Linked DNA regions of Homo sapiens: region 2 is linked to region 1. Evidence: chromatin loops called from intact Hi-C (ENCODE). Cell type or tissue: Calu3. All regions are shown on one strand.

The links. Hi-C counts contacts between places; a loop is a spot of excess contacts. Peaks named below come from ENCODE experiments on the same cell type or tissue, not always from the same donor. Only the 100,000 strongest peaks of a DNase experiment are listed, where the experiment ranks them.
Region 2: a loop joins it to region 1, with 6 times the contacts of the local background. A loop is called at or near these places in 24 of 110 quality-filtered maps.

Annotation. Positions count from the first base shown.
Region 1 is chr7:15,679,961-15,682,460 of GRCh38, forward strand. All of the region lies in intron 1 of MEOX2 (mesenchyme homeobox 2), which reads right to left. LOC105375166 (a long non-coding RNA gene) reads left to right here. Exons shown (of 4, transcript NR_134258.1): 4 at 1-2,020. Among named protein-coding and RNA genes, the nearest start is that of MEOX2, 5.5 kb to the right of the region's middle. In Calu3, no CTCF peak of the experiment used is centred here; no DNase peak of the experiment used is centred here.
Region 2 is chr7:15,556,104-15,558,603 of GRCh38, forward strand. All of the region lies in intron 2 of AGMO (alkylglycerol monooxygenase), which reads right to left. Among named protein-coding and RNA genes, the nearest start is that of AGMO, 4.7 kb to the right of the region's middle. In Calu3, no CTCF peak of the experiment used is centred here; a DNase peak (open chromatin) is centred at 1,308.

The sequences.
Region 1 (2,500 bases):
AGTAGTGAGTAACATATATAAATTTAGAAATATTATATTTCTGTACACAAAGTAACATTATAAATGAAAGCTTCAGGAATAATGAGCTACTTATTATTCCGGAAATTATATATCAAAAATTTCAAATATAGAGGAAAATTAAAAACCCACTCATGACCCATGAAAATTAATAACCCATTCGATCATACACTTACCATGTAACTTTCTGTTAATTTGGTAATAAATAATGTCAAGAGATTTTAAATGAAAATACTTATTCTGAAACATAAAAACAACATCTGAGATGAGCACAAATGGATCAATAGATACATTATTGATTATTTTGTATCATAAAATACTATCTAGTACAACATTCTTTAAAAAATTCAATATTTTTATAATGTAAGTAAAACGGGAAGAACTGTTAGAGAAATGGGCATCAGATTTAGATTAATTCTGCCTCTAACGCAAATTGTAGGCTGAGCCCTATATGTTCTTGACCATTCTAAGTTTTACTACATTAAAACACATAAAATATTCTGCGAGGTTTTCTCCAATGGGATTTTGAATCTCACTGATGACTGTGATTTAGGAGTAATGTAGAGAGTTTTGCAACTAACTTTACTTTACACCGTTACTCCTTTTCTACTTGGGGGTTCAGTTCAACACGCTAGTAAAAGAAATAGTCATGAGAGCATCCTAAGGAAAGTAGGCAAAATGTTAGTGCCTCATTATATTTACAATCTTTACAAAACATGTATGTCAGTAAACCATATTAACATCTAAAGCACATGATATGTAGAAACAAATTGTGACTACAAAATGTGTCTTGTTTCTTAAATATGCTAAATAGGAAATAAATCACATCTACTTCAATTTTTAATCTGTGGACTTTGGCCTTAGTTTGTGTTTTATTTTATTTTTTTGCTTTTGATTTTAACCACTGAAATCATTTACCAATACTATAAGCCAGGAAATACAATGTAACTGGCCAGTTGAGAATTAAGCCTTCTCTTTTTATTATTACAATCAAGGGGGGAAATGCTTATATATCTTCCTGCACAAAATGTTTCATTTATCAAAAAAAAAAGTGAGAAAAATAAAGAAAATTTGGGTGAGATAAATAATCCACAACTATTAATTCAACAGATATTATTTAAGAAATTCCTACCTGTAATTTATTTTCTAATATTTCTGCATCCTTAGTATTTATCGCTCAAAGATATTTGCAGCCCTCATAGCAGTGCTTGGAAAAGAGATTTGCTCTGAAAATTTAGAAATAAATTCCTGAGGTGAATACAGTTCAAAACTAAAATATATTGCTGTATTATATTGGTTTTTCTCATTTGAAATTAAAATCTAAAAAACCTTCATATTAGGTTGTGTGTGTCAAGCTGCCATTATAAAAACACTAAATGAATAAAATTTCGCAAGCAAGGCAGCATTATCAGGCTAAGTACATGTAGTGGGCTTATATATGGTGATGTTTTACATAATTCAGCTATTAATTCATCTATAGATTTACATTTCTTAAGTGCAAAAAAAAATGTAATTATTTCATTACATATGGAATTCACCTCCCAAATTTCTCAGAATCTAAGAGAAAGGATTGACATTTTCTGATATTTCATTTTTGCTTAAAATTAAGTTCTTAGGATGTTTAGATTTTATTATAAATATTACAACTTAAATTCCAGAGTTATAATGAACGGTCTATGTTTTGAAACACAGAGGGAGAATGGGGTAATGACTGAAGTACTGTTTTTTCAGTTTATTAGTAAAGATCAGCTTATAAGATGTCATTGTAAAGGTTTCTATTGATAATTACCATAAACAAAGATTAAAACTTTAAATACTAAGTTCTGGATTTCTAAGCCCGGTGAAAGTTTGTGCAATACCATGCCTTGCATTTATGATTTTTCTTTTAAAATGAACTATAAATGAAGAAATTTACACAGAATTGGAAACTATTCCTACTTTTATTTGCATTCTTCCTTCCATTCATTGCTAATGTTCAACAATAAAGCATTTTAATTCTAAAGGAATTGTTGCTTTTAACTTGAGTGTGATTATTTTAGATCACATTTTAGAGCCCTCATGTAGGTCAATGATACTTAGAATTTTTTATGTCAGATTACCATTTTTAAATGTTCACACCTAAAATTAGTCTACCAGTCCAAGATAAAGAATGGAAGTTTTTTTTTGTACTCCATTTGATTTGTTCAATACTTCACTTTAATCTTCAAGATCCAGTATATTATTTTTTAAATTCTAAAGCAAATGCTGAAAAGCCACAATCCAGTAACACAGAAATGAATAATAACACTAATTTATTCCTTTCAGAAAACACAATGATTGAAATATCTTGGAAATATTACAATATCATACTGAATGAGGTTGATAAGGTATTACTCTGAGTTTAAGTTCCAACTTATTAAATGTAATATTTGCTAGTCATTCTGCATAGTCAAGCATATAGACAGACATAATTTGACAGCAAAGGTTTTATGACATAGTAGCT
Region 2 (2,500 bases), 120 kb before region 1:
GCCTCTCGTGCCAAGGCCCCTAGTATAAAAACCCAGTATACAATTTTTCTTTATTCTCTGGCCCCACCCCAAAGAGTCAAAAATATTTTAAAGAAGTTTAATTTCCTCCTTTTTAGTTTTTTTTTTTTTTTTTTTTTTTGATGAATTGAAACTTTCTTGTCAGGAATGGAAAATTCCATGGCAGGCATGGCCAGTAAAAGTATGCATATATATGATTGAACATTGTGGAGCTAGCTCCATAGTAAAAATTGGCAGTGACCCATATGTATTAAAAGTGCAGTGTCCCCAACTTTATTTGAAAATTTACCTACTTAAATTATCCCTCTAACCTATTGCAATTTGATTTATAATCTGCTGTTTCAACAGAATAAATGAACCCATTAAAAACAAACATACTGTAGATATTTATATCAGGAATAAAACTTCTCTGGGGAGGATGCAATTTATGGAAGCAGAAACATTGGAAGGAAGTAACAAATTGAAGTCCCAGTTTTCTAATGAAGGATTGGAAATTGAGTTCTGCTTAAACAAGCAGGAAAAAAATGTGATTATTTTTCACTCATTAACATTTAAGTCAGTAGCAGGATATTTCACAAGTTTTAGATACGTTTGCTTAAACAATAGATTTGGTAAATATTTTGTTAAATCAAGTTTAATTTTTTTACAGTCACATATGCAACTAATTGTTAGAAACGCAGATTATCTGCATGATACACTGTGTTTATCTAGAATACATAGACATATATTTTTATAAGTAGGACTAGTATCTGACTAGGAAGTCTGCCTACTGGATTTCAGAAGAGCAAAACAGATGTAAGCCTGTCCAGAATCTGGTTCTTAGGACAGATGGACTTTTATTACAGATCATGGTCTGTCCAACAGGCTTGTAAACAAGACATAATATTGTCCATCGTTAATATTTTCCTTGAGATAAAGGTTTGAAAGAGGCAGCATGTGTCTTTTCTATCAACATGGTAGGCACGCTATTAATCTTTAAGGTACCTGAAATTTTATGTAATCCTGAAATTAAGATCCTCAAAAAAAAACATGGTTTTTCTTCAAAGTCTGCACACAACATTTCTATTACATGAATGGCGAAGTGGAAAAACACGTTCGCTTTGATTTCCACTTCTTTTGTCAGAGGCCACATGCTTATTTGGAATTATTATCCAAAGCATAATTCTTCACAAACGAATTAGCAAAAGGCATACTACCATTTGTCTTGCAATCACCTATTTGAAGGACGTGGCAAGCCCCTGTTGCTAGTGTAGAAAATGAAATTAGTCCCTGGGAGAGGATCCGATCATTGCCGTGTTAATCTAACCCTCAGCTGTTAATGATTTGCACAGGGATTCCCCTTGATGCTGTGGCTTCAACTGAAATATTGTTTTAAGAATTGATGTCAAATTCTTCCTTTTTTTTTCTGAAAGGGGATTGAGAGGAATGGATCCACAGGCTCGCTTTTCCTTTTCTGTTTATATCTGGGTTTGGGATTTTTTTTTAATAGCAAAAAATAAAATAAAAATATTTTTCACCATAGTTTTATATAACAAAACAAAAAAATGCATTTTCAGATAATTTGCTTTACTGGGATCTTTCAGACAAGGCTGTAAAAGAGAAAATTCCTTGAAAAACTTTTTAAAAATCCACATTTCATAATTTAGAATTGTTCTTTACATCTACAAGGAAGAAAGGAGTAATTTGCTATTCTCATTTAAAATACTTTAGAAAAATATTCTCCAAATTAAAGTTCATAACCTTTTACCTTTCTCTCAAAGGGCACCAGAGTTAACAGTTTGTGTTAGTTTAAGGACTGTTATGAGTAGTGGGTGAAGGAAAAGAACCTCATGTTCTATCCCTGAAGGACTGGTTTGTTTTGGTTTCTTTTTTTCCTTCTCTCTCTCTCTCTCTCTCTCCCCCCTTTCCCCTTTCTCTCTGCTTTTTGGGGTGTATTTTTTGTAAAAATATCTCTTTTATTCTTGTTTTCCTGTTATAACTCTGTACCTTTTTAAAATAACACTGCTAAGCAAAAATATTGTATTGAGGATACAGTTTGTATTTCTGGTACTTACAATGTTATGATAAGAGAACAATCTAATTTCATTTGGAACAAAATCAAACTTTAAAAGGTAAAAAAAAAAATTCTGAAGAGTTCATTCAATTTGCTGTCAAATTCATTGTCAAAATGCTTAACAAATGCATTCCAATTCAGTAAAATATATGACCCATAATCGTATATACAGGGCAATTTTCAGTTATTGGGTGACGTTTATAGTTTATCAATAATCTGATTTCCATAACCTATACACTTAACTTTCTGAGAATGAGCTAAATTAACCAACTGGGTATTTTTAAATAACTAAATCTACATCTAAATCTATATACCCTTGGGCATGTTGAATGTTTTTCTTGTTCATTTCTGCTTAAAGGGGACAAGTATTATAATAAAGGAAATTATCTATAATTGTAAATTCTTATTCATGATAATCTGGGAATTAGC